Regions from separate parts of the Homo sapiens genome. Here region 2 is linked to region 1. The links are chromatin loops, found by intact Hi-C in ENCODE. Cell type or tissue: chondrocyte. All regions are shown on one strand. Each heading gives the region's core, and the rest is flanking DNA. Links, peaks and the distances in the headings are about the cores only.

Region 1 (8,313 bases), core at 264-8,263:
AATACAAAAAAATTAGCCGGGTGTGGTGGCGGGCACCTGTAGTCCCAGCTACTCAGGAGGCTGAGGCAAGAGAATGGCGTGAACCGGGGAGGCGGAGCTTGCAGTGAGCCGAGATCACGCCATTGCACTCCATCTGGACTACAGTGAGACTCCATCTAAAAAAAAAAAAAAAAAGGAAGTGCTCAAGTTCAGGCCGGGGTAGGGTGTGTGCAGTGGCCTCCGTCAAGTGTGTGTCACCCCCAGGCAGCTCCCTGCTGCGCCTGGACCCAACTGTGCCCTTGGCTCACTCCATCTTGCTGGGTTTCCCATCTCTGTCTTACTGGCTGCTTTCAGAGACCAGGCCCAGAGTCCCCAGGACTCAGGTGACCTTGGCTACCCTGGAATCCTGGACTAAAGATCTGCAATAGAAATGTGTCCAGCAGGGAATGTAATGTGTCCAGCAGGGAACCATCCTGTTTGCTTTGCTTTTCTGAGTTCCTACAACCAACCGGCCAGGGCGCACTGTGGGGCACAGGGATGCAGGCCCTGGAGTATGGCCACTTCTGCCTGGGGGCGTCTGGGGGGTTTCCTGAGTGAGGTGGGGTCTCACCAGCTCCAGGAGACACCACTGCCATGCACAAGGTAGGTGTGGGGGTGGAGGATCACCTCCGTGAGGACCCAGACCCCACCCACTGTGGCTGTGGTGGAGACTGCAGGTCTGTCTCAAGGCCCCAGGCCTGACACCTGCAAGAACAGAACCTGGGGGTGACGGAGAGGGGATTCCACCAGGCCAGCCCGGGGCTTGAACCCCAGCCAGGGCAGCTGCTGTCTGCTGCCCCACCAGGTAACGCACCGACCCAGCTGCTGTTCAGCTCCCCCTCTGGGCCAGCACCATGCTCATGGCATAGGCCGGCTGGGCCCTCTGAGACCCCCACTCCCACACAGACTGGTCTGCATGGAGGCTGGTGCAGCCTGTGCCGTACAGACCCTGCCCGGCTGCACTACTGGCCAGAGCCCCCTGCAGACAGGCGGCTCGAGGGGAGCTCCACCATGCAGGAGATGGCCCAGCACTGCAGTCACTTAGGCTGCTCATCCCTCCCCGAACTGACATGTCCCTCCCTCCAGATGCCCCCCACCGCCGAACCCCAGCATGCTGGGCATGCTCTGGCCATCCCACACAGGGATCAGGGTGGGAGGGCTGGAGGCTGCCTGTCAGGGGCAAGGCCTCCTCCAGGAGGTAGGACGGGGTGGTGCAGGTGGGGTCCCCTCACCTGATGGGCCCTCGAGGCCAGGCTGTAGGCAGGCAGGAGGGGGCTGAAGCAGTGGGGTCAGGCCCGGGGAGCGGGGGCCCTGCCTTCCTTCCTCAACACACGGGGCTGCCCAGGCCCCGCTCCTGGGGCCGGGCCCACACCTCACAGACACTGGTGTTGGATGCTTCGGCTTGAAGGAGCTCCAAATGGACTAGCCGCAGCTGCCCCTGGGTCCACCTGGCCCAGGCAATACCACAGAATCACCAAGGCTCATCTAGCCATGGGCCCAAACCCAAGGCCCTAAGAGGCACCCCGGGTGCCTCAGTCACAGTCCCAGGCAGCTCAGGTCCCAGGCGGCTCACAGTCACCATCCTTGACTTCATGGTAGCAGAAATGGAGTGCTTTGAGCTTGTGATGAGCACAGGCTCCCAACCCTGGGAGAGTTCAGACATGCCCACTGGAGAGGCCCCAGGCCCTGATGATACCCACTCCTCAGACATGCAAACCTGGAGCCAGGGAGGCCCCAATGAACTGCATACTCTCCCAACAGACCAAGCTCACCCCACACCAGCGCAAGGCCCTTTCAGACCCAGCCTGGCCACCCCCATGGACCTGGCCAGCACCTCCCCCAGCCCCACCCTCTCCAGACAGGCACCAGGCTGTGGTGACCCGCCTCTCAGCAGCTCCTCCTCTGATGCCTCCCCACGGTCCAGTCGTTACCCCCTCGTCCACCTGACTGGGCTGCGCATGGCCTCAGTGCAGAGCCAGGTTTTAGTAGTGGGTAAAAGGGCTCCCTTGCTGTGCTTTACCAGAGAATGCAACACCCCCAAAGCTCCTTCATGACCCACTGTGACCTGCAGCACCACCAAGCCCATCCTCATCCCTGTGTCCCAGGCCACCAGCCTCTGAGGGCAGGCACTGCAGGAGCCACCGGGCCACAGAGGATGGAGGCAGGGAGGACATTCTGCCTTCATGAGGGCATGCTCTCAAAGACAGAGCCGCCCCAAACTGTCAGCAGGTGACCCTCCGCTCTGGGAAGGCAAGGGGAGGAGCTCAGGGCCGTGGCCAGAGCCCACGAGAAGCCCGTGCCCAGCTCAGCAGGTGACCCTCCGCTCTGGGAAGGTAAGGGGAGGAGCTCAGGGCCGTGGCCAGAGCCCACGAGAAGCCCATGCCCAGCACTGCAGGGCTCTGGCCACTGCCTAATGCCCTCCATGAAGCCCTGCCTGCCCTTCCAGCAAACCAGGGCCCCTGAGGCTCCAGAAACCCCAGCTCCACTGCCCTCAGCCTCCATGGCCTTAGCAGCCTGGCTCTGGGGCTGAGCTCCTGGAAGGGCAGGGTGGGGGTAGGCTCCTGAGTTTTATTTTCTCACATTTCTTCCAGACATGCTTCTGCTGATCCTCAAAATGGCAAAAGCCAGGATGCTCAATTCTCAAAGCTCAACAGCTGATGGCACATTTGATAACAAAAATCAGTAATATTTAGAAACAAATTTGATTAAATTCGTAAGTGCCTGAATAAATCATACTTGTAGATTTAATATAAAATGTGTGAAAGCTTATTCGCAGGCCAAATGACATTACTGCAGAGCATTAAAAACCAGCAGGGGGAGGGCTGTCGGCCCAGCTGGTGCTGCGTCACGCCCACCCATGTCATGTGGGGTCACCAGGCTGCCCCTGCCCACCAGGTGTCAGTGGGGCCCTGGGCATGGGCTCTAGGTTTGGGGCCTTTTAGCACCTCTGACCACTGGACTCCAATGCCACCTCAGAGAATTCCGCCTATGCCTGCCTGGACCACCGAGGCTGCCCCCTCCCCTAGCGCCGACTCTGGGGCCCCTTCAGCAGGGGGGCGGCCCCTCTGTTCCACTTAATCTTCCATGCCTGGGCACAGCAGGTGTGACAGTAATGCAGAGACTCTAACTCACTTTACATGTCATCAAACCCAAATCCAACGGGTACCCAAACCAGACTGATGGGCCTGCCAGCCTCCACCCACAGGAACACACTGGTGACTTACTGCAGCAGACTCGGGAGGTAGCTCCTCCTCCTAGCTGCCTTTGTCCCCAACTCCTTGGACATCCCTTAGCCCAGGGTGAAGGGTCAAGGGCACACTTGACACCCTCGGACAGGGCCAGAGGGAGTGGGTCTCGGCAGGAAGTCACCAAGAGCTGGCTTCCCACACAGGGAAGAGGGCAGTGATGGCAGACCACATCCCCACTATCTATCCATCCATTCACCCACCCACCCACTCCGGGTCACCAAGCTGCACCCTGTCCTTTGCTCTGACATCTAAAGTCTCCAAGTCATGCTGGTTCTCTCCTCCCAAAGATCGGCTTGGATCTGTTCCCTTCTCCCTTCCTTGCTGCCACGAAGCTGTTCAGACAAAGTCTGAAGCTCAGCGCACCGTCAATCCCTCCACAAATAACCACAGGGCAACGACTGCCTGACAGGCACAGCAGAGAACAAAACCCGCCCTCGGCCGGGGGCGGTGGCTCACGCCTGTAATCCCAGCACTTTGGGACGCCCAGGAGCGAGCACTTTGGGAGGCCAAGGCGAACCTAGGAGCGGATCACGAGGTCAGGAGTTCTCGACCAGTCTGGCCAACATAGTGAAACCCTGTCTCTACCAGAAAAATACAAAAAAAATTAGCCGGGTGTGGTAGTGTGCGCCTGTAATCCCAGCTACTCGGGAGGCTGAGGCAGGAGAATCGCTTGAACCCGGGAGGCGGAGGTTGCAGTGAGCCGAGATCGCGCCGCTGCACTCCAGCCTGGGCAACAGTGCGAGACTCTGTCAAAAAAAAAAAAAAATCCGCCCCGTCAGTGTGGGGAGTTGACGCGGAGCCTCCTGCCTGCACCCCTACAGCGTCACCCCCTCCTCTGTCCCTGCCAGAGGCGCCACCTCTGGACTCTCCCAGGGTCGGACCCTGGTCGACAGTGCTCCCTGCCCGGACCCTGCACCGGCCGATGGATGAAGCCTCGGCGCTGCGCCGTTCACACGCTCCGTGCCGCTGCCGCGAAGCTCGCGCGGGCCTGCGAGCCGGTACCCGGGCCTCCCTTCCCTGCTTCCAGCGAACCTCGGCGCCTGCTGTTCCCCCGCCGGGCGCGCCCTTCCATTCGGGTCTCAGCGGCAGTGTCACCTCCCCGGAGAGGCCCGCCGTTGCACCCCATCTCCCACTCTCAAGCTCGTCGCTCTTCCTGCCCGCACAGCCCGCCTGCCGCGCCCACCCGGTGGAGGTCCGCCTGCCGGGAGGCCGCGTCCACGGGAACACCCCAAACGCCACCAGTGGATTTTGACCGCACGAACGCACGCCCTGCCCCAGCCCGTCTCTCCGAGCTACTTCCGCCCTGCGGGCCCCCACGCCCCGCCACGCACGGCCGCAGAGCCTGCGAACCCCTCCTGTGCTACCACCCCGCCGGCCTCAGCACAGCCCGGCCCGGAGCCCCGCCTCCACCGCCGGCGACAGGGGCCGGAGTCTGCCCGGGCGGGCCCAGTGCGCCCGCGCAAGGAAAGGGGCGGGGCACGGGCGCGTTAACACCCTCCGCGCCGGAGGACGAGCCTCGGTCATCGCGCTGCCCTCCCAGGTTCAACAGGCTACCCATGTGCCCGCTCCAGTAAGCGTGCAACCAGCCCGGTCAGTCCCAGGGACTTTACCGGCTAGGAGACACCTTGAACGTCCCCAGCGCGACTCCCACAAACTGCCTTGACTCTTTAACGCTTCCTCGCTGGCGCCCATTGGGCCAGGCGTTTACGTCATCGCTGCGCGCCGGGCGGCGGCGACTTCCCGCTCCTTGACTCTGACGTCAGAGCGGCGCCGGCCTCGGCGGCTGAGGAAAGCAGGAGGAGGTGGCGGCGGCGGGAAGATGTAAGTTGGGGCGGAATCCGACTGCATCCGTGTTTCGGGGGCTGCCCGGCAGGCCCGGCAGGACGCCTCGTGAAGCCGGTCCACTCCTCAGCCCCGCAGTGCGGCGGTGGCCTGGCAGCGCGGTGCGGGCTCCGAGAAGAAAGAGTGTGGCCCGGGGCGGGCGGAGTGGGAGGTGTCGAGGCCGTGGCCCGGAAGTGGTCGGGGCCGCTGCGGACGGAAGGGCGCCTGTGCTTCGTCCGCTCGGCGGTGGCCCAGCCAGGCCCGCGGGACTCAGACCAGCGGGGAGCGCGGCCTCCGCCCTTGGGGCCCTCCCGCCGGGCCGGAGACCCAAGCCCCCAACGCCAGGCCCTGCCCTGGAAGCGCTCGCGGCCCGGCGCCTGGACGGGGGAGTTGTGAGTGAACGCGGACGGGTAGCGGCGAGGTCGGCGTGTCGGGCCGGTGTCGGCGGGCGCGGAGTTTCTTTGTGGGATGCGGTGGAAGGTCGGCCGATCCCCCCTTCGGAGTCATTAATTCAAACGTGTACTCCGCGAACGTTTCCCGGACTCCCGTGTGCAATTATCGGCGCTAGGCCGTGGGGATACGGCCCACTATGGACCGAGCACGGTGGCCGAGCTCAGTTTGATGGGTTACCCCAGAGGGGCGGATACGGGAAGGTTAAGTTTGTTGGAGGAGAAACGTGGAGTAGGCTTTTTGTCTTGATTCCGCATGAACTGTGCCTGAAATGTACTTTTAAATGGGGAAGGTGCTCTGAAGATTTGTGCCGAAACGCCCTCTCCTCGAGATTTAACTAATTGTTCTCTCCTCTCTCTGGCTGTTGGACGCGCACCTTTCCGGAGGATGGGGGAGGTAACCGAGGTCCTGAGCCGGTACCTGAACTTGGGTGAACAGAGAACCTCAACTTTTGCTTTCTAGCACTCGACCGCACCCAGCAAGGCGTCCGCTTACTCAGTGGTTCTTAGTGTTTGGAGTGCTTAAGAATAACTGGTGGTGTTTGATTTCACCAAGTACATTCGGGCAGATCTTAGTTCTTGGGGGGGTGGGGCTGGAATCTGCGGGTGTGACCTCCACTCTAGGTCTGTGCTGTCCAGCCAAGTAGCCATTGGCCACATGTGGCTGCTAAGCATGTGAAATACAGCTAATCAAGACTGAAATATTAAAACACACACCAGTTTTAGAAGACTAGGAAAAAAGCAAACTTTTATTAGATGTTTATGTTGATTATATGTTGGAAAGATAATATTTTGGATGTGTCAAACGTTAAAAATTAATTTCACCCATTTTTGTGACGTGGCTACTAAGGAATTTCAGGTGATGCTTGTGGCTCCTCACACGGTTTCTATTGGACAGTGCTGCTGCAGGTGATTCGAAGGCGGGTGGGTGCAGGAACCCAGCTGAGAGTTCAGAAATTAGTGTAACTTTGGAGACAAGTGTCTGTGGGGGAAGGAGCCTCCGGACGTGGAGATACAACTCTTGCTCCTAACATTTATCGAGTCTTTAATTAATGCCCTGGGTAACTATAAGGTTGGAACTGTAATTGTCACCATATTGATGATGAGAAACTTGAGAAAGGATAAGTGACTTGTCTAAAATCACACAGTAAAACCTCAAATCAAACCCAGGCCCTCTGGCTCCAGACTCTAAATTATACTCTGAATGATACTCACTGATTGTCCGAGGACACAAAGAGTGTCGAGGCACTATCTGCTGGGTGTCTGCAGAACCTTACTGTTCTAAAGCAAAACATTTTACCCCTGGACAAGAGCAGCAAAGGTGGCGTTCGGCCCTCCTTGGCTCTCATTTGACTGTTCAAAGCCAGGTGCTTTTCTTTCTTGGGTCAGAACGTATTTTCAGCAGCATTTTGAAGCACCCCTGGCGTGCACTGCACAGGGAAACCAGGACCACATTGGTGTGCTGTGTCCTCCTTACCAACTGGCTCTTGGAGAAGGTGAGACAGAAGTAGCTGAGACTCCATTCCTGAGATCTTCACTTAACAACTCCTGCAGCTTGTGCAGAGCCTTACTAGAAATACTGAAGGCAGAAGTCCCTGGAAAATAGGGCCCATAACTAATTAGTAATTTGTTTTTGAGTAATTTGTTACCGTTATTTGAGCACATTCTGCAGTCCAGGCATTTTGCTAAACTCTTACATGGCAGGCAGTCTCTCACGCAATTTCAATGCCTACTTTTTTTCTCCATCTTATTTTTGAAAAATGTTAAAAAAAACACAGGAAGGTCGAGTTATACAGTTAATACTCACATAAAGACCACTTAAGGGCCGGGTCTGGTGGCTCACGCCTGTAATCCCAGCACTTTGGGAGGCCGAGGTTGGCGGATCACGAGGTCAGGAGTTGGAGACCAGCCTGGTCAATATGGTGAAACCCTGTCTCTACTGAAAATACAAAAATTAGCTAGGCCTGGTGGCGTGCATCTGTAGTCCCAGCTACTCGGGAGGCTGACGCAGAAGAAATGCTTGAACCCGGGAGGCGGAGGTTGCAGTGAGCCAAGATCGCACCACTGCACTCCAGCCTGGGTGACAGAGCAAGACTCTGTCTCAAAAAAAAAAAAAAAATCAGAGGTTAATAGTCTATAAGTTACGTTTCTGCTATATTTGCTGTATGGTGTATCTAGCCACCCATCAATCTTATTTTTTCTTTAAAAGTGAATTGCAGACTTGCATGTGTCTTCCCCTGCACTCAATATGCATATTATTAAAGTACAGTGCAATAACTGCTTTTTAAAATGATTCTTCTACTGCTTTTTAGATGTTCATATGGTACATTTCATCTGCTTGCTTTTGGGTATTAAGTGTTTTGATGCTGGTACCAGTCGCTTTTGAAATGATTTTTGCTTCCAGTCACATCCAGTGTATCCTAAGGGGAAATTGCAATAAAACAGGAGATCTAATCCTATCTGGAGACCACCCTTGAGTTAGGTTTTTCTCTGTTCTGCATGTGAATGTGGTGCTGTGGCATTTTGAAAGGACTGCAGGGGCTCATCAAACTTGTGGGTGAAAACTGAATTGTTCAGCCTGTAAAATAACAGTGATGGTCTCCACCATCTCCATTTTTTAAGAAAAAGATACGCTGGGGCGACAGTTGTACCTGTGCCTCCTCTGCGGGGTAGAGACGCCTCCAGGAGCACATGGGGACTGTCCCTATGTGTTCCTGACTGTGTGGACACTTATTGCTTACCGTGCTCCCTTGCTGCCTTTTTGTGTGCTCAGCTTT
Region 2 (8,313 bases), core at 195-8,194, 210 kb before region 1:
GTAACCTCATCGCCATCTCCACACGGTGCCAGCCCGCCCCCTCCCTCCACACTCTGCATGGGGTGTGGCACTGCCCGCTGCTCAATACTGGAACATCCCCTCCTTCCTCCCTGGCTCTTCCCATCCTGCAACCACTTGTCTCAGAGTCTTGCTCTCTTTTTTCTTCTGAAACAGAGTTGACCAGGGTGGAGTGCAGTGGAACAATCATAGCTCACTGCAGCCTGCAACTCCTGGGCTCAAGTGTTCCTCCCGCTTTGGCCTCCCAAAATGCTGGGCTTGCAGGTGTGAGCCCCCGGGCCTGGCTGAGTCTTGCTCTTTTCTGTGCTGATGTCTCTCTGGGTGTGCCATGACAGTCCCTCAACCGGCCTTGGCCTCTTCACCTCCCTGGCCACCTCTGATCAAGTCACTCACAAACCCAAGATCTTCAGAGGCTTCATGCCACTCAGGGTGAATTCAAACTCCCAGGTGGAACTCAAGGCTTTTCCCAGTCTGCTGTCAGCCTAGCTCACTCACTTCACCCCATCTACCCTGGGGCCACCACTGCCCTTCTCCCAAGAGCTGGTGGGCAGGAACCACGCCTGTCACTTTATATCCACTGTCCCTTCGGGGGAAGGCACTTTCCCTCACTTGTTCTTGCCGGTCCTGATCATCCTTCAAAATGAAGCTCAAGTCCATCTCAGAGCCCCACCCCCACCACAATCCAGCTGGATGCCACGCCTTTGCGCCCACAGAAGGCTCTGTCCACCTCTGTGGGAGCTTCTACCATGTGTTTATTCTCCTGTCTCCTCACTGCACTATAAGCTCAAGGGCAGAGACCAAGTCTTAACACCAAATCCACAGAACACACGGCATGGTGCCTCCTATGAAGTGTGAATTCAATAAATGCATTTTTATTGTTTTGTTTTTCAGAGACAGGGTCTCACTCTGTTGCCCTGGCTTGAGTGCAGTGGCACAATCACAGCTCACTGCAGTCTTGAGCTCCCAGGCTCAAGTGATCCTTCTGCCTCAGCTTCCCAAGTAGCTGGGACCACAGGCACATGCCACCATACTTGGCTAATTTTTTATAGAGACGAGACCTCCCTATGTTGCCCAAGGTGGTCTTGAACTCCTGGGCTCATGCGATCCTTCCACCTCAGCCTCCCAAAGTGTTGGGATTGCAGGCGTGAGCCACCGCACCTCGCTTAACAAACACATGTTGAAAGGATACAGAAAATCATTGAATAATGAATTCAAGTTGGTCCTCAGTAAAAAGCCTGAGGTTTTGTTTCTTTGATTTTATCTCCAATTGAAAGGCAATGTTTGAAACAGCCACTGAAATTGCTGCTTTGAGTTGAAAAGGACTTCTTTCTTCCATTTACAGAGTTGTCATAACAGAAAAGGTATGCTCAGACAGGTAAAACATTGAACAGGGTAAATGTTAAGTGCTTTTTTTGTAACCTGCTTCATTGTCCTTATGTACTTTAAACCAGAAACCATCTAAAGGCAAACATTTAATATGTTTTCTGAGCTTGGCTCAATCTGTAGATAATTAAGAGCAACACTGCATGCCCAAGGTCACTCGAGCCTGCTGGACACTCCTGGCAGGTGTGGTCAGCGAGAGCTAGTAAGGCTACCCTACAGGTGACTTCACAGACCCTGGGTGGCCAAATTTATTGTTGTTATGAAAACCTTGCCTAGATTACTTCTGCATCTCGGAAGGTCACCCTCAACCCAGTGGAAAGCCACTGCAATAGTTGACATCTATCACTCCGACAAAAGGACCTTGATCCACTTCAACCATCATGTAGAGAAAACCTCTGGTCCGGCCCTGGCCAGGCTGTGGGGAAGCAAAGATGAACAGCGTGGCTCCCGCCCTCTTCACAGGGAAAGACAGGCTTCTAAGTAGAGCAAGCACTCCCCAATAAGTCCTCCATGTAAAGCCTCTATCTGAGTGTTCAGATTAGATGAGGATCAACCCTCAGAATAAAAGGCGGTGCACGCAGGGGTCACGCCACAGGCTAGGAACAGTAACTGTAAAATCTTCGTAAGATTTTCTGATCTTCTCTAATCTGGATTGGTTTTTTTTCCCAGTGTGTGTTCCTTAAAATGAAAAGAACCTGACTGCTTGTCTTCGCCGCAACTGAGCAAACATTTACAGGTGCCTACTGTGTGCTGAAGACAGAGCCCTGGCCCTCGGGCGGAGGAAACGCCACGTGTGCCATCTACAGGTGCCTACTGTGTGCTGAGGACAGACTGTGAAGACGGAGCCCTGGACCTCGGGTGGAGGAAACGGCCCACGTGCCAAATAATGGGACGGTTCCTTCTGCACACTGCCTGGAAGTCACCTGGTGACTCCAGAGCAAACACAGCAAAACAGGGAAAAATCACCCGCTAGTGCTTCTATCGGCACTGGAAGGGCAGGCTGACGCCCCCTTTCTGGAATAAGCTGCTGGGTAAAGACAGTGACATCGGCTTCACAACCACAGCCACCAACCTAACAGCCCACCTGCACCTCCACACCACCCAGGTGGCTTTTAGACAACCTTTGACCTTTAATATCACCCCCGCAAGCAGTAACCCGGGGGCCACAGCGCGTTTCCCTGCGGGGCACGGCCATCAAAGAAGGCCTGTGGCCAGGCCGCGGGGACTCCCGCCTGGAGGGGGCGGGAACAGGTGCAGCCCAGCCCAGGTGGGGCCGGCTCTCCCCTCCGCTGTGCTGGCTCAGGGCTGGGAGTCCCTGGCTTCCACCTCCCAGGGCCCGAAGGACAGCGGCCGCCTGGCACGGCGCACCCAGAGGGGCCCCCCACTGGACAGGGCCGGGGGCTGGCGGACCCCCAAGCGGGTGGTCGGTGGGGGCGTGTGTCATCCCTGGGCGGGGCGGGGCGGGGCCCGGGGCCGCTGCAGGTCCACAGGGCAGGGCGTATCAGAATCTGTTGCAATCTCACCGAGCCCCCAAGAGGATTTCCGACCCTGCGGAGACGGAAAGCGCCCCAAGGAAACAGTGACACAGTCACTCTTCCAGACGACACCATGCCCTGGGCCGGGCCGCGGGCCAGCGACCGGGCGGGGATCGGGCCTCGCGCCCAGGGGGTCCCGCTCCTGCGCCCCCTCCCGTAGGCCAAGCCGCAGCTGCAGCGCCGGGCGGTGCCGGGCTCTGGAGCCCCCAACCCGCGCGTGGCCGGGGATCCCCGCCTCGAATGGGGCCCGCAGCCCGGCCCCCACGCTCCCGCCCCCAGCACGCGCCGACCGCGGTGACAGCGGGGACCCGGCCCCGCCACCCGCCACCCCGCCGCGCGCCCCCCGCACGCCCCGAGCGCACCCACCTCCGCGCGCCGCTTTCTCCTCAGCCTGCCGCGCCGGCCTTTCTGCGCACGCGCGTGCTCGGCCCCGCCCCCGCCGAGCTGTCGCCCTGTGCCCACCCCGGAGAGCCCGCGGGGCTCCGGCCTGCCCGGCTCTGGGCATGCGCGCTGACGGTCGGCGGCCGCAGCGGCGGAAGCTGGGGCCGGCCGGGAACCGGTCCCGTGCGGAGAGGAGGCAACGGCAGTGCGGTCCCGGGGGGACAAGCCAAGGGGGGCGGGGGGTGGCACGGCCCTGCCGAGGGCATCGGGGGCCCGGACAGCCGCCTGTCGGAGTCGCGGTCCGGCCGGGTCACGCGTGGATCCGGAACCGCGTGGGCACGACGTCCCTTCCCGAGTCGGGGGAGAAGGGCTGGAAGGAGGTTCTGGGACGGGCCCTGAGCTGAGGAGCTGTGGCGCCGAGGGTCAGAGACGCGGCAGAGAGAGGGACGGCCGGACGGAGCCGGCAGACGGGGACACAGGCGGCCAAGAAAGTTACGGGACCCGGCAGCAGACGCCGCGGGGCGCCCGGACGCGGACGCCCAGCCCGCAGGGGCCAAGGCCGCCGCCCTCGTGGGGCTGCAGGAGGCAGGGGACGCCCTGTCCCCCCATGGGGGTCCAAGGCGCCTGCGGTGGCCACAGTCTTTGGGGAGGTCAGTGCGCTCCCTGGCGGGTCGCCGCACAGGTGGGGGTGCATCACAGCGGCCCCGGGGATGATCTGAGATCCCCGAGAGGGCCCGGCATCACGAAGGATTCACAGCCTTCCGGGTATCCCAGTGCCCCTGGGACAGGGCCGACAGCCAGAGGGCGGGAGACCATGGGGTCCTCCGGGTGTGCCATATCATCTGCCTCTGTGCGGGGCGGGCTGTCGCTGCGCCGGTCACATCCCCCCAGGGCCAGACGGGAGGTACCGAGGGAGCTGCCGGCGGGGACGGGGCGGCGGCCCAGGTGGCGACACGCGCGACGCGAGCAAGGACTCCTTGGCAGGCGAAGGCACAGGGTGAACGTGCGCCTAGATGTGGGAGCAGCGGCCGCCCTGCCCAGCCGGCGGGCTCAGGCGGCGCTGCAGCGCCCCCGCCGTTCGCGTCGCTGCAGCCTCCGCAGGCGCCGCGTCCACGCGTCCCTCCAGGGTAGCACGAGGCTTCCGCGGGCGGCGATGAGCCCGGGCCCCCGGCCCCCCGCGCCCCCAGCCGCGGCTCCAGGCCCGCCCCCCAGCAGGAGGTAGCGGCGGCCGGGGAGCAGGCGCGGGCAGCCGCAGGCCGCATCCCCGGCGGGCACCCACAGCGCGCTACTCCCGCGCCGCGCGCGCTCCTCTCCGCTCCGGAACACGGCGAGCACCGCCACCGGGAAGCGTGTCCACGCGCCGCGCGCCTCGCCGCGCGCACCCACCGCCACCTGCACCGCTGCGGGGAGAGCGAGAGGGGGCGGGGTCAGGAAGGGGCGGCCTGCCCGCGGTAGGGGGAGGCACGGGGAGGACACCAGGAGGGCAGTGGGGGCTGAAGGGGCGGGGTCGCTGCCCGTGGAGGACCTGAGGGATGAGGATGGGCCTTGGGGCCCAGCAAGGGTCAAGGCGTTCCAAGGGGAAGCTGGCGGAGGAGGGAAGGTAGGGAGAGGAGGAAGGTGGGAAGGTCCGCGGGAGGCCTGAGGGCACCTACCATAGTCCTTCTTGCAGAACTTCTTTAGGCTGATGCGGTAGCTGCCACGGGCAGGTTTGCAGTGCGAGTCACAGTCTGGGTAGAAGGTGGGAGGCTGGCACAGACTCCCTTTCCCCACCCTCTCCTCCCAGAGCCCCCTCCCCCAAAGTCATGCCAGTCTGGGGCCCTGTCCTGTGTCCACTCACCCTGGGGCTGCACAGGGCTGCTGTCCTCAGTGGGTCCAGGGATAGGGGTCTCTGCAGAGAGGGAGGGAGAATGGCCTGCGATGGAGGGGCAGAGAGATCTGCAGGGCTCGGGGAATAGACGGGACAACAGCAGGGAGCTGGGGTGGCCTTGGCTTGGTGGCTGAGGCGGGGCAGGGTCACTCACTAACACAGGGCGCCACTGGGGAGCGGCTTTGCTGGAAGCCAGGCGCGCAGCGGTTGCAGGTGAGGCCAGTGACGCCATCCTTGCAGGGACACTGGCCTGTGGTCTGGTTGCAGGTCTTGCCAGCAGCACCAACCGGGTGACAGTCGCAGGCTGAGGACAGAGGTGGGAAGGGCCTGGTCAGAAGCCTGTCTGGGGATCTGGGAAGTCAGAGGGTGAGGGCCTGCAGGTGGCCGGTGGTGGCTCACCCCTGCAAGCCCGACGGTCACTCAGGGCACGGCCAGGGTCTCGATAGAAGCCCTCCCGGCAGTAGTGGCAGTGGCGGCCGGCGGTGTTGTGCCGGCAGTTGAGACAGACACCCCCGCTGCGGCGGCCGGACAGTCGGTACAGCTCCATGTTGAAGCGGCAGCGGCGGGCATGGCCGTTGCAGGAGCAAGCTGCAGGGAGGGATGGGTCAGGGGCAGGCTGGTTGTGTCCAAGGTCCCCAGGCCACCCTCCAAGGCCTCACCGAGGCAGGCGTGGGATTCCCGGGCAGTGGCCCGCTGCCATGGCCTGTCGCAGTAGAAGGGCTTGCAGCGGCCGCAGTCAGGGCCCTCGGTGCCATGCCGACAGTCGCAGATCAGGTGGCCCTGTGTGTCCAGCAGGCACCGTGAGGCATGTCCATTGCACTTGCAGCGCCCGCCCACCTGGAGGTCGGTGGCTGCGTAGGAGTAAGGGACGACGGCCTCCATGTCCCTGGGGTCACCTGCCGTGCTAGGCCTTGTGAGCACTACACGGACGTCGGTGGCGGTCACCCAGTCTTGGAGCACTGGGCTGCTGTCCAGGTCCAGGCCTGGGGGGCTGCTGTCCTGCATGCTGAAGGCCAGAAGGCCGCTGCCATCAGGCTGGGCCAGGGGTGCGGGGAAGCACAGGGCCTCAGGCCCTGGGCCAGCTGGGCCATTGGCAGGGGCAGGCAGACGGCCATAGTCCAGGTCACAGTGGGAGGAGAAGAAGCCCAGCGGGGCCCAGCTGCGGCCATGGTCCTGAGACTTGAGCAGGGCCACGGAGGCTGGGGGAGCTGAGCAGAAGCGCAGGCTCACGAAGACCAGCTCAAAAGCCTTGCCCAGGGGCACCGTGAGAGTCACGTTGAGGGGCGCCCGAGGCAGGGACTCCGAGCGCCAGCACAGAGGGCTGGCCGTGCCCCCTGGGGAAGTAAGGAGGGCGGGGGAGTGTGCCCGTCGCGGGTCGGAGGCGTCGCAGGCCCGAGTGGCCGGCCGCCCGCACGTGCTGGAAGCCAGCACCTCGCGGCCCAGGGCGGCGTTCACCAGTCCTGGCACGCAGCCGCGGGGCGCACCCCCCTCATCGTGGCAGGGGTCGGCGGGCGCCGGCGGCCCAGGACTCAGGGCGGCGAAGAGCGTGCCTGCCGTCAGCAGCAGCCCCCAGGGCCAGCCAGGCATGGCCGGAGCCGCTGCGGGTCAGCCAGTGGCCGGGCCCCAAGACGCTGCCCTTGGGGAAAAGAAGCCCTCTCCGCGGCTCTGCCCACCAGGCCCGCAATGCCGAGGAACAGGGCCCCCGGGCGGCCCCAGCCCGGCCCAGAGGTGGGAGCAGCGGCGGGCACGCCCCGGGCCCAGCACAGCAGCGGGGATGTTGGCGCGTCCTCCCGCTGGGCCTAGAGCGATGACAGGCGTCGCCCCCGCTCCCGGTGCCTCCGCCCGCGGAGGCCCCACCCGCCGCTCGCACTCACCCACCGAGGGCCGGGCGGAGCAGGTCTCCCGGCCTCCCGGGAAGGGCCGTGGGCGGGCGGGGCCTGCGGTGCACGGGCCGCCGCCTCCTCCCGGCTGCAGCGAGGGCGGACGAGCTGTGCCAGGAGGGGGTGGGGGGCGCAGCAGGCGCAAGCCCGGGCCCAGCCGGGGGCGGGGCTGCTCGGGTCGGGAAGGAGGCAGGGGAGGGGAGGGGGCCTCATCGCAGAGCTGGAATCAGAAGCAGATTCAGACGCGGGCTGGGCCAGCGGGGAAGGGGGCTGGGAGGCCCGGGAGCCAGGGGAGGGGCCGGGGAGCCAGGAATGCGCTGGCGGGAGGGGTCTGGAGGGGGGCAGCTCAGCCTTCGCAGCCCGTGGGGGACCACCCAGCAGGGTCCTGGGCCCACAGCCAGGTCTTTACTGCTCCTGGGGCTGTGCCACGTGCTGGACGGGGGTCTGGGTCGCCTCCTCCCTGAAGACCATCAGGCAGGCAAGGCCCCGGGTCTGACAGCAGAGGCCCTGGATGTTCCCCAGGTAGGGAAGCCAAGTAACCACCAGTTGAAGGGTCATCCCCAAAGCAGCATCTACTCGAGTAGAAGGAACCCAGGATTCGGTCAGGTCTAATTTTGAATCCAACTGCCCCATTTCTGGCTGCATGTCTTGGGCTCCTGTTTCCTCACCTGCCAGATGCCTGTTACTCAGCACGCGCTCTGAAGCTGTTGGATTTGATGAGTCTCAAGTGGCATCAGGCCCAAGTCGAGAGCTGCACAAATTGGAGTGTCTCCTGCCCATGTTGAGGAAGGGGGGCACCCCCATGGGCCTGAGCTGGGCTAAGACATGAGGCCAGCATCCCCTGCACCAGGCCAGATTCTGATCCCAAAGCTCCCTGGGTCTGCAAGTTTCTAGGGGCACCTCTGCCACGGGCCCAGCTGGCAGGGAGGACATGGAAGCTGGAGGGTGGGATGGGGTGGCTTCTTGGGGTTCGGGGGCTTGGTTAGCTGTTGAGGACCCCTCTGCAGGGGCAGGGAGTAGGGTTTAATCATGGGAAGGGGCTGGTCGCAACCCGGAGCCCACTGCCCTACGTCACAGCACGTTTGGGCAGGGAAACTGAGGCAGAAGCCCAGCTGGGTGGCCTGGGGACTAGCTGGGGATGGGGTAGCTGTGCCTGGGAGCGACACCACCAAAGAGGGTCCAGGAACAGCTCTGGTCAGAGAAACCTCCTCCCCTCCGACTTTCAGGTCCTTGACAGAGGAGGCCAAGC

What was found. A loop is a pair of places that touch in the nucleus more often than their neighbours do. Peaks named below come from ENCODE experiments on the same cell type or tissue, not always from the same donor. Only the 100,000 strongest peaks of a DNase experiment are listed, where the experiment ranks them.
Region 2: a loop joins it to region 1, with 2.1 times the contacts of the local background. A loop is called at or near these places in 4 of 110 quality-filtered maps.

The regions. Positions count from the first base shown.
Region 1 is chr16:2,264,829-2,273,141 of GRCh38, reverse strand. RNPS1 (RNA binding protein with serine rich domain 1) reads left to right here and starts at 5,016. Exons shown (of 8, transcript NM_080594.4): 1 at 5,016-5,087. It overlaps MIR3677HG (MIR3677 and MIR940 host gene), which reads right to left and starts at 4,479. Exons shown (of 3, transcript NR_132988.1): 1 at 4,299-4,479; 2 at 1,251-1,466; 3 at 70-155. It overlaps MIR3677 (microRNA 3677), which reads right to left and starts at 2,429; the gene lies at 2,370-2,429. It overlaps MIR940 (microRNA 940), which reads right to left and starts at 1,395; the gene lies at 1,302-1,395. RefSeq lists a silencer at 4,369-4,818 and an enhancer at 4,949-5,208. In chondrocyte, for the core only: no CTCF peak of the experiment used is centred there; DNase peaks (open chromatin) are centred at 871, 4,591, 4,611, 5,001 and 3 weaker places.
Region 2 is chr16:2,470,160-2,478,472 of GRCh38, reverse strand. NTN3 (netrin 3) reads right to left here and starts at 7,176. Exons shown (of 6, transcript NM_006181.3): 1 at 5,844-7,176; 2 at 5,584-5,772; 3 at 5,339-5,488; 4 at 5,155-5,205; 5 at 4,970-5,044; 6 at 4,328-4,717. The coding sequence starts at 6,771. The coding sequence ends at 4,368. TBC1D24 (TBC1 domain family member 24) reads right to left here and starts at 3,346. Exons shown (of 8, transcript NM_001199107.2): 1 at 3,303-3,346. RefSeq lists silencers at 2,585-2,784, 3,245-3,734, 4,135-4,404, 4,465-4,524, 4,595-4,744 and 1 more. In chondrocyte, for the core only: CTCF peaks have their summits at 3,963, 4,164 and 4,366; DNase peaks (open chromatin) are centred at 4,022, 4,987, 5,352, 6,382 and 5 weaker places.